4 separate regions of the Homo sapiens genome follow, and regions 2, 3 and 4 are each linked to region 1. A link is a contact called in ENCODE Hi-C or POLR2A ChIA-PET data. All regions are on one chromosome and are shown on one strand. Each heading gives the region's core, a stretch centred on a gene start or an enhancer-like site at or near the end of the contact. The rest is flanking DNA. Distances are from core to core; before and after follow the strand shown.

Region 1 (2,700 bases), core at 176-2,675:
GAATAAAAGCACAGCCACCTCCTCAGCAGAGCCAGTTTACACTCTGCTAGAGACAAGAGGAGCTGGGACCTTCTCCCCTAACCCTTACTGCATATGTGAGAGAAGCCAGACCTGCTGGATCGACTGGAAATGCCCAGTGCCTGAGACGGGGAGGAAAGAGAAGCCGTGGGGAGGAAAAGACTGTAAACCTAAAAGGCATTGAAGTCCCACCTCACCAGTTAGGCAGGGAGGAGAAAGAGGCCTAGGGCGCTCGGGAACTTGGAATAAGGTTGCCCTCTGCGGGTGAAACTGTGAAATATCTCACAGTGGAGGAGGGCGGAGACTGTTCGCAGAGGGGCCCGGCGAAAACGTCACCCTACTGGAGGTACGAACGCATCGCAGACTGGGGGCGCCCGAGCGCATCCCAGACGCGAGGGCAAAGGCCCAGGAGGACTGTGGGGCTCTCGGAAGTATCCGATCACCTTGCGAGGAGTCCGCCGGCTGTCCGAGCCTGATGTCACTGCAACTTCGATTCCTCCGACGCCCCTACTCTTACTTCCCAGTCTTCAGGCAACTTCTCCGCTTCGGCCTCCCCTAGGCCTTGGCCCCAGAGAGGGGACGCACTCCACAGGTGGATTCGCACGTGTGGGCCCTCGGCAGCACTTTCTCGTGCAAATTAACAGGTGGCCCTCATTGTGGAAGCACCGCCCAGCCTTTCCCGGGGAGGTCACCAGGGCGAGGCCGCTCAAGGTCTGCAGGCGCCCGGCGTTAGCGGGATCCTCCCCGCGCACTGGTCCGAGGAGGCCAGGAGAGGGCGAACCAGTCCCCGACCAGCGGCCCTTCCGGGGGTGGGCTCTGACCCCACCGAGCGGTTAGAGGGTCCAGGAGCTCCAAAGGGTAGGGCAGAATTGGGTAGATGAGGGTGCATTTTTCTGGGAGGAGTCTAAGGCGTCGCTGACTCTCAAAGGCCCGCATCCGGAGAAAGGGAAAGAGCCCCGTCCCGGGAGGAAGGACGAGAGGCTGGCCCGCGGGAAGGAGCCCTGGCAGTCCCTCCTGGCCTAGGTCTACCTCTTTGATCTCACCGTCCCCGTGGCGGCGAGTGCCACCAAAGATGAGAGAGGCCAGCAGGTATCGGGAGAGAGCTGAGGGGTCGGCGCCGGCGGGACCCCAGATTGGAGCCGCCGTCGTCGGACGGGCAGACCCTGCTGTAATAGCTCCCGGCCGGCCACGGTAGGCAGGTGGGGCCCACCGCGAGTCCTAGTGAAAAACACCTTCCTCTTGATTCTCTCAAAGGAACCCGAGCCCTGGGAAGGGACATCAAGGCGCTCCCGAGACTCCGGAGACGGCCAACAGCCCCAAAAGAGAGTACTCGGCTATCCAGCCGCCCTTATCCAAGCGGAGAATCTCTCTCCACCTCCGCCCTCCCGGGACTCAAAGTTGTTTGTGGAGCCTCCAGGTTTCCTTGTAGATGGGCACGATATGCACTGTGTGCGCGCGCGCGCACACACACACACACACACACACACACACACACACACACGTATATGTATTTTTCCAGTGGCCACTGCAGGATTGCCAGCTTTCGGAAATGAGCATCCGCTCTCTCTCTCGGGACTGGGCGTGGGGTTCACCGAAAGGAGAGGAAGAGACCTTGCGTTTGCGCTGGGCCTGCTCGATGCCAGGCCATTCTAGGCTTCTGTCTATCCTGGTTTCTGGTCTGTGCGTTGTGGGTAGCAGCATTGGCGTATTACGCCGGAGGGAGCAGGCTGAGCGAGGCTCCAGAAGGTGCGCAATAGCCGGAGAGGAAAGGGCGATGCTGTCACCTAGCCCCCTCCCTGAGACTCCATTCAGCCCAGAAAAAGGAGCTGCTTTCTCCCCCATCTACCCTAGGAGAAAATAAACGGTCGCTGGCATTTTCCTGCGTCTTTTAATTTTGCCAGAACTGTTTTGGGTTGGCTATTGTGGGCCAGGATGGAGGCCTTCTCCTCCCGGGAGCAAACCTGCCCACGCCCAGGCCGGCAGTGGAGTCAGCCTTGCCCCAGCCTGCCCTCCAGGGAAACAATGCCCCTTTGTCCCTCGCCCTCCCGGGGCTGATACAGCCCCTCCCCTTAGCTTAGGGCTCCCTCCCGTTAGAGCATTCCAATGATTGCCACAAGTCACACTTTTCTTTGAGGTCTCTGCCTGGGAAGAAAACAAAGCAGCCCTCCTAATCACACGGAGGGAGTGGAACTTTTCCTGCCCTCTGACTATGTGCCAGCCTTGGCTCCTCCCTGAAGCCCTGTCTAGAGGGCTTATTAGGTCACTTATGTTTTGTACCTCGTGTGAAGTCCCACAATCAGTAGATTATAGAGGGGAGCACAAACCCAGCAGTGTCTGACATAGAGAAATTACACATACATACATACACACATACATACATACATACACACACACACATACACACATACATATACATACATACATACATACATACACACACATACATACACACATACATACACACATACACATACATACATACATACATATATACATACATATATATAGTCTTTCCACCACCCAGGATTGAAAATTAATGCTGTTTTTGACATTGTCCGTTATCCACCCAAACCCTCCAAAAAGGCTGGCTGGCATTTGCTTGGCTCTAGTTCTACCTGCCCACCTTCTCCTTTGCCTAATCCTGAGTTTTCCCCTTCCCCACGTGTGTTCCCCTTGAGCACT
Region 2 (2,700 bases), core at 109-2,608, 860 kb before region 1:
GCCCAGGTGGTCTTGGGAAATGCAACATTTGGGCAGGAAGTGCCTGTCCTCACCTAGGTCGTTGGAGTGGAGCCCTTGCCAGGGACCTGCCTTTCTCTACCCAGTACTTTGCTTCCCCCATTCCATGTCATTTAAAGGGACCACACTCTTCCCTTCCTAGCAGTCCTGTATCACTTTGTGGTTGGATTTTATACTTTAGCTTTTATATTGTAGATGGACTAGTTATAATCTACTACATGAGCTACTGGAGACCTCACATTACTTAATTCTGATTACTTTGAAGAGAGAAGTGAATAGATACAAAGAATGCTTAGGGTTATCTCATTTTGTTGTTCTTAAATGTGACATTTGTTATTGGAAAAACAATATGTTTGTTGATACATAACCTACTTCCCTTGATCATTTTAAAAATTTCAATTAACCCTTGCCCCTCACCTCTCAGAAATCTGTATCTCATAACTCTCTCTTTTCACCTGAGCTCCTAGCAGTTTACAGGCAACATGGTCATCAGTGAAATGTACATGTTGAAAGAGAGAAAATAAAAACCCTCCAAGTTAGTCTGTTAAGGTGAATACATATGCTATTGCATGACCAACTAAGATAGATAATGCCCAGACAGGTCATAAAAAAGACACAGGAAAAGGGAACATTGAATAAAATGGTGGCAGCATTAGTTGACTTTATAATTCTGTTGCCTTGTGAAACAGAATTATTTGAAAGAGGTTTCTGAAAATGTTTTTGTTGCTTGTCAAAGCATGGTGCTTTGACAACACAGAAGCTATTTTTATGTAGAAACAGTAGTGAAGGTATCTTCTGTTCACTGCACAACTAAATTATAGCAACTTATCATTGTGTTGCTTAAGGAAACAAACAGATTTCAAAGGTTTATTCTAGAAAACAGTGTTTAATCAATTTCTTATACTGTCTTTGAACATAATCTAGTAAGCAGATGTGGAGTTAACGGCTTATTATGTTCATACTCCCTATATCCATTCAGAGTCTGCCAGGCTCAGAATAAAAGTCAAGACATGTGCACATAGAGACTCTGTAGATGTTTGTAGCATTTGAAATTAAAATAGTGAGAAGGCTGCCTGGGCGTCCCTTCAGACATGGCACAGTGGAGCACAGAGACAGGAAATATGCCAGACTGCCTCTGTAGGAGGCTGCTGTGAACACGTGCAGCAAGGAACAGGGAACCGCTTAATGATTAATCACTGTCAACCTTTGTTCTCGTTAAAGACTTGATTGTTGGACAAGGCTTGTAATGAGGGACTGTTTTGGTGTCTGTTGCTATGAGATTGTGTTCACTGATCCTCAGTTGATGTAAGCCGCTGTTCTCTTTTTGCCCAAGTCGAATGAACTTGAATGAAAATGCTCTCACAGTGCCTGCTAGTGGTGCTTTCAGAGGAGGTTCTGGGCATTCTGTTTACCAAATGCTACTGCAGCTCAAAAACGGAGAACAGGTAACTAAGAGTTTGGCTCAGCTGAATTTTGGCATATGAGATTTATGAAATTTTAGCAAATGTTTTAAAAGTTTGATTCTAAAAGACGTAAATAAAAGTAGATTTTATGGTAGTAATGGAATAAAAACCCTTCAACACACCCACACACCTTTTCTTTTTAACAAGCACAGATATTCAAGAATCAAAATTTTAAATTGTTACCATTTCTCTTGACTTCTATAAATAAAATATTAAATTGTGTTTTGCAAACCAAATTCTTAAACCACCAACTCATGTGAGAGGTGGGAATATGTCTTGGCATTTTCCTAAAGGCTAAGAAAAAAAATTCCATTTATTCTGTCATTGATTACAGCTTGCAGACTTTTATATAACCATTTTTTTGTTTGCTTGTTTTTAGATTCAAGGGGTACATGTGCAGATTTGCTCCATGGTTATATTGCATGATGATGAGGTTTGGGCTTCTATTGATCCCGTCACCCAAATAGTGAACATAGTACCCAATGGGTACTTTGTCTGCCCCAGCCTCTCTCCCACCCTCCCCCTTTTGGAGTCCCCAGTGTCTGTTGTTCCCAGCTTTATGTCCATGTGTACTCAATGTTTAGCTCTCACTTATAAGTGAGAACATATGGTATTTGGTTTTTCTTTCTGTGTTCATTCACTTACAAGAATGGCCTCCAGCTGCATCCATGTTGCTACAAAAGGACGTGATTTAATTCTTTTTTATGGCTATGTAGTATTTCATGGTGTATATGTACCATATTTTCTTACTAATTCAACATTGGTAGATACCTTGGTTGGTTCCATGTCTTTGCTTTTGTAAACAGTGTTGCAATGAACATATAAGTGCAGGTGGCTTTTTGGTAGAATGACTTATTTTCCTTTAAGGTAGATACTCAGTAATAGAATTGCTGGGTCAAATGGTAGTTCTATTTTTAGTTCCTTGAGAAATCTCCAAACTGCTTTCCACAGTGGCTGAACTACAATTCCCACCAGCAGTGCATAAGCATTCCCTTTTCTCTGCAACCTCATCAACATGTATTATATTTTGACTTTTTAATAAGAGCCATTCTGACTGATGAGAAATAGTAAGCATAACCATTTTTGAATATTTTACTGCAATAAAATATCAATGGAACATTTTAAAGGAGGAAAAAAACAGTATTTTTAAACTTTAAAGAATATTTTTCTGGATTAAAGTGACCTTATAAAACTCTGAATTTCTTCTAAACATAATTGC
Region 3 (2,700 bases), core at 45-2,544, 910 kb before region 1:
ATTTTATTTTGGTTACCAGGTCTAGATTAGGACTCGACACTCTGAGGTTGTTTGTTTTTGGATGGAGAAATGGATAGATGCCTGGATGTATGAATGAATAGATGGATAGATAAATGGACAGACATTGAAGAGATGGAGGGATGGATAAATGACGTTATTTTGGCTTAAGTTGCATTTAGGAGAAGTTAAAAGGATGTGAGAGAGGCATGCAGGGGATATCAACTCCAAATCAGGAACGAAATGGCTTCTAGAGAGCTCACTTCAAAGAGAATAAATTTGAGAGTCAGAGAAACAGAAAGGATGCACAGCAGTAGTGAGATCCTGGCATCCATGGCACTCATGGATGTATAACTGATTCTAGTGTGTAAGTCATAAACAAAAAAGAAAACCCCAAGTTCTTGTCCTACTTCTGCTACTGTAGATCTGGGTGATTTGGGGGCAAACCTTTTATACTTCTCGGGCTGCATTTCTTTAATCAGCAAACTCAGAAGGTGAAACTAGATCATTGAAAGTCTACACTACTGATGTAGATCAATACACCAAACAACAAATTTCATTTCAAGGACATTGGTATTCTTAGAATACAATTAACATCCTCTTGCCTTTGTCTAAAGCACTTACTTTGCAGTCAAAATGGCTTGTCCACATTATTATTTTTTGAATGAAAAGATTTGTGCCTCCCACACGTAGGGCTTGGTGTATTGTGAATGGTAGCCTACACATACGCAAATGAGAACTGGGAAGATAATTAAATCTGAGGTGGAAATAGAGTAGACTTGTGAATGAACAAAGAAAGTGTATTTCTCTGGAAGCCAAGATGTCAAAGGTACATTTTATTGATACTGTATACTCTCAGCTTCCATGTAAATCAGTATTCTCATGCTTCAAATGTTCTAACCTTGCATTTCTGAAGAATCTATTGTGTATATTAACAGCGGCTGTGGCAGGAGATGTCAGGCATTTTTAAATTCCAGATTTAAAGAGATTCATGAATGTGCATGATGCTACACATAAAGAATTGAATGGTCAAATGCACTTTATTTTGAGCTAAAAGTTAGAACAAAAGAGATTCATGTCAAAGACTTTGGATTCCCAACCTGGGCTTTTTTTTTTTTTTTTTTCCTCAGAAAATAGCCATAAAACTAAAAGAGAGAACATGTGACCCAAAGGATTCTAAAATGCTTCAGAATTTTAGAATCCTTTCCAATGGCTCAGTTTGGGCAAACTAGCTCCAGACCCCACCACTATCCAAGCTCCACCATCCTTTCTTATGACTCACACTCACAAATGAGTGCTAAGAGCCTGCCCTGTGGGGGCAGGGATGCCCTGTTAGAACAAACATGAGCTGAAGGTGAACCCAAAAGTAATTTGGTTCCATCCTTTATATTACATAGATGAAAACCGCCTTCCAGGGAGGTGAAGTGATTCACAAAGTAACACAGCAAGTCACACAAGTCTTTTGATTTCTAACCCATTGCTTTTGTCATGGCCACATTGATCCCTGACAAATAATATAAAACAAGGAAACCAGACCCTTTTAAAAAAAAGGTTATAATGCTATTACTTTTTTTCAAATGAGCCATTTTTTACCTTTTCACTTTGTTGCTTTTGTCTTGTCAGCTTCTTGTAGAAAGATGACTTAGTACATGAAAATTCAACTTGGCATTTTCTTTAGACAAAGTGATCTTTTAAATGTAGCCAACATTTCTTTTGGAGTATGACTCCATTTCACATAACACAGCCTAAGATTGATGTTTACTAAGTTGGTTGTTCAAATCATGTTCGGCGCTTGGTTACATGGGCTGTTTCTTTGTCTCTGTCTCTCCCTCTCTCTCCTTTTTCTTTGTGCTTGACACAAAAGGATGGGGGCCCCAGGATCATCTGGAAATGGATCAGTGTATTCATGTGTGAGCTTTACAAAGCACTGGAGCAAAGGTGTCATTAAACGTTAGAAGTCATTCAATCACACCCATCTTTTCATACAAAGTATAGAGAGAAAAGGCTCTGTATGGTAACTATGCATAAAGCTTTGTGTATTCATTTACCCTCACTTCTTGGAGTAGCTGGCTCTTTTTTTTCCCCCCTGCCTCTTTCCTCTCTTAGAGGAGGTTTGAGATTAGCTTTGCTTGTCTAAATCTGCCATTAATACTAAGCTCTTGTGTAGTGCTGAAAGCAATTAAAGTAATAGATTTTTAAAGAGAGCTTGTGGGTTTAATTCTGATTATGTTTCCTTTCAAATTATTGAGGTTTTCTTAGGCGTCCATGGTAGTGCCATGGGCATGGCAAGAGAGAAGTATGACTCTTACCAAGAAAAAGGGAATGAATGGTCTACCCTTAATTATATTTCCAGCAACCTTTTCTAGGTACTAAATGTAGAAGTCAATTAAGGGAGGTTTCAATGTATCAGTATCCTGTTTGTCCTGAAATGTAAATGGAAGTTAGGAGAGTTTTGAAGCAGATGCCATCTGCTGGATAGCTAAGATACTGTAACCAAAATAATGTGAACAGAAAACATATGGAACAGTAGATCTAAATGAATGGACTGATTGCTAATTTAAGTAAATACTACTTCCCAGGCCCCAGGTAGAGTGAAATCTCCCTACTATACTGTCTACAATAGAAATATTTAAAATTTATTTTTTTCTAATCTGAATAAAGAAATCCCTTCCTGTTCATGTGTAATGCAGATCCTCAAACTCT
Region 4 (2,784 bases), core at 101-2,600, 640 kb after region 1:
TTAAGTAGGAGTAAAGAATCTCCATTACCCAAGTATACTGAATTTATGTGCTCTAAGCAAGGCCTCTGCATGCTGCTGATAATAATAACAAAAGGAATGACATTTCATAGTCATACTGGAGCTGATGCCCAGGGAAGAGGCCCCTTTCACCAGGAGGCAGTAGTTCTGTAACTTCTTGATGAGGTCTCTGGGGAGGAGAGTGTGTGGTCCACCAAGCACAAGTATGGAGGTGCTTCAGCCCAACCCTCCCTCCTGGGGCCTCCCGGTGCAGAGGAACCTTGGAGAAACCCAGTCTGCTCTCCAGAGATGCAGTCAAGAAGGTGCTGCAGGAAGGCTGGAAACTACTCTGTTCCTCTGGCTTATTCTTCTCACCATCATTCCTTAGCACCTACTGAAGACCTGGGGGTGCAAGAGGCTGTGAAATATCTGTTAATTCATGAAACAGTATGGGTGAATAACAACCTGGCTAGGACTCAAATTACAACCACTTCCATTATGGCTGTGGGCCAGAACTGTCTTTACCTATTTGAATATTGTGTGTTTGTCAGGGCAGAGAGCAAAGAACAGTGCGTTAAAATGTAGCCCATAATTATGAGATTCTAAAAGGATTGGGTAATTGTAGACTGAGAGTCCAAGAGATGGAAGTTAAAAGTGATTTTAGTATTTCGCCTGCACTGACTGGCTGTGGCAAGTCTCTTTCCTCTGGTCTAGATCTCAATTTCCTCATCTGTAAAATGAAATAACTGGCAAAATGAGCTGCGTGTTTCTAAGGGTGTATACGCATACATACATACATACACATATACATATACAAATGTGTATATAAAATGGTATACATATAAATGTGTGTGTGTGTGTGTGTGTGTTAATTCCTTTCAGAATAACGCCACTATGATTAAATTGGAGCTGATGCCCAGACCCTGAATTCAGGCAGGCTATCGGGAAGGAGGGCTTGGAAAGATGGACCTATGCTTTCTGCCACAGTGCCATCATCTCTGGTTCTGCCAAAAGCAGCAGCTCCACCTCCCCTGCCCCAAACCTTCTCAGCCAGTCCCACTGCGGTTTCCCCCAATTGCCCTGTCACTCGTTCTCCACGCCCCTCCTCCCAGTAGCGTCCGCGGCTGGAGCTGAACTCACACTGCTGGCCGTGCTCTAGGGGGCCGCGGCCGGGTTCCCCGCGCGCCCCGCACCCCAGCCCTGCTGGCGGAGGAGGCTGCTCCTCTTCGCGACCCGCCTTGGGCGCCACCACTGCGGTCACCACCACCGCCTCCTCGCCTGTCATGCCGCAGCGGTCTTCCGAGAGCCCTGGGCACGGTTTCCTTCTCAGCTCAGTCGCAGGCAGCCCAGCATGCGAGGCGTCTCGGGTTGCCATAGTGACTGCCGATTCTCCCCGCCCCCAGCCGGCCTTCCGAGGCCCTAGGTATTCCGCGCACCAAAGAAGGTGCTGAAGTTATGGGGCTGGGGTTATTATTATCATTGACCAAAGCAAAGGACTTTCCATTAATTTCTCGTTAATTTATTGTTAATTTCTCACACGAGCTCGGCAAGAGAGGCTTTACTATTCCCAGAGAATCCGAGATTCAGAAAAAGCGAAGGAAACTGCATAAGGCCTCATAGCTAGGAAGCGGCACCGTTGGAATGTGGACTCAGAAGTCTGGTCCCAAGCCGACAGAACAGATCACTGCCCAGAACAGAAAAGTTAGAAGTGGAACCGGTGTGCAGGTGAGTGCAAGGCACCGTCGCTGGTTTCACGCAGCCTTGTGCCTGTCGCGTCCTGCTCCCTGCTACACACACGCAACGTGATTGAATAAGTAAATACTGAGGATTCCCAACTTTCACGTTGTGAATTATTATATTAAGCACATTGTAGTTTCCAAGCTCTTTTGTATTCACAAAATAACAAACTAATAACTAACTTTACAGATGAAATCAAATTCAGCAAATTTTAATTTGAAGAGCAAGTAGAAAAATTCAGGGTTTTATTTGGAGCATAAGGTTGCTTTTGTCTTGGTTTGGTTTTGCAGGCCTTAAAAATGGATTACGTTGTGGTGTTAATTTTATGGAAGTTGAATGTGCATTGTTTTATAGTATTAAATCGTTCTACAAGGCTTGCAACCAAATATAGGAGACCTCTTCTGTCTCCACTGTACCCCAGAGCCAAACACTTTTAATACCAAATCCTTATATTGCTGCTTTTTATGTTTTTCAATTTTAGATATCATGTTGATTTCCTACGATGAAAGACGAGATTTCTCTCTCTTTCATACTCCCTGTGTCACATATACTTATTGCTCCTTTATACTCCCATTATAGATAAATTGAAATTTTGGCTAGAGTAATATTTGTTTACATTACTATGACAATTGTATTAGGCTAGTCTTGCATTGCTATATACCTGAAACTGGGTAATTTATAAAGAAAAAAGGTTTAGTTGGCTCACAGTTCTTCAGGCTTTACAGGAAGCATGATGCTGGCATCTGCTTGGCTTCTGGTGAAGCCTCCGGAAACTTACAATCATGGTGGAAGGCAAAGGAGGAACAGGCAGCTCACATAGCAAAAGCAGGAGATCGCTCTCTCTTTCTTTCTCTCTGTAGAGAGATATCTATCTATATCTATCTATATATATAGAGAGAGAGCGAGAGGCAATTAAAAGGTTGTGTGGAAAGGTTGCGTTCCTTTTTTATATCTCTGTATTTTTGCACTATTTTCTGAGAGATTTTTCTTAACATGAGTTTGAATTTCAAACTGCTCTCCAGTACCCACAGTGTTTCTCCAGGCAGTTCA

What was found. Hi-C counts contacts between places; a loop is a spot of excess contacts on that map. ChIA-PET counts read pairs that join two places held with the same protein, here RNA polymerase II (POLR2A). Pooled maps may share reads with other maps.
Region 2: a map of naive thymus-derived CD4-positive, alpha-beta T cell shows a loop between it and region 1 (4-fold over the local background). The contact joins the enhancer-like site here to the promoter of LNCRNA-IUR in region 1. A Hi-C loop is called at or near these places in 1 of 168 maps with a recorded cell type or tissue (naive thymus-derived CD4-positive, alpha-beta T cell), 2 of 37 single-sample maps with no recorded cell type and 10 of 50 pooled maps.
Region 3: a map with no recorded cell type shows a loop between it and region 1 (8-fold over the local background). The contact joins the enhancer-like site here to the promoter of LNCRNA-IUR in region 1. A Hi-C loop is called at or near these places in 2 of 37 single-sample maps with no recorded cell type and 9 of 50 pooled maps. POLR2A ChIA-PET finds 5 or more read pairs at or near these places in 2 of 52 experiments (WTC11 and activated CD8-positive, alpha-beta T cell).
Region 4: a loop to region 1 is called in a map of CD4-positive, alpha-beta memory T cell, with 4 times the contacts of the local background. The contact joins the promoter of C11orf97 here to the promoter of LNCRNA-IUR in region 1. A Hi-C loop is called at or near these places in 3 of 168 maps with a recorded cell type or tissue (CD4-positive, alpha-beta memory T cell, dorsolateral prefrontal cortex and naive thymus-derived CD4-positive, alpha-beta T cell) and 7 of 50 pooled maps.

The regions. Positions count from the first base shown.
Region 1 is chr11:95,149,264-95,151,963 of GRCh38, reverse strand. It overlaps LNCRNA-IUR (lncRNA imatinib upregulated), which reads right to left and starts at 1,425. Exons shown (of 3, transcript NR_110303.1): 1 at 216-1,425. RefSeq lists a silencer at 196-305 and enhancers at 826-955, 556-1,097, 1,098-1,639.
Region 2 is chr11:96,010,874-96,013,573 of GRCh38, reverse strand. All of the region lies in intron 2 of MAML2 (mastermind like transcriptional coactivator 2), which reads left to right. Among named protein-coding and RNA genes, the nearest start is that of MTMR2, 88 kb to the right of the region's middle. RefSeq lists an enhancer at 934-1,537. Within about 2 kb of position 1,358, at least 17 of the 41 ENCODE cell types and tissues checked have a DNase peak (open chromatin) inside an H3K27ac peak, as active enhancers do.
Region 3 is chr11:96,054,810-96,057,509 of GRCh38, reverse strand. All of the region lies in intron 2 of MAML2 (mastermind like transcriptional coactivator 2), which reads left to right. Among named protein-coding and RNA genes, the nearest start is that of MTMR2, 130 kb to the right of the region's middle. Within about 2 kb of position 1,294, at least 6 of the 41 ENCODE cell types and tissues checked have a DNase peak (open chromatin) inside an H3K27ac peak, as active enhancers do.
Region 4 is chr11:94,511,027-94,513,810 of GRCh38, reverse strand. It overlaps C11orf97 (chromosome 11 open reading frame 97), which reads right to left and starts at 1,350. Exons shown (of 4, transcript NM_001190462.2): 1 at 1,138-1,350. The coding sequence starts at 1,282. It also overlaps a transcript of MRE11 not described here. RefSeq lists a silencer at 1,102-1,321 and an enhancer at 1,174-1,692.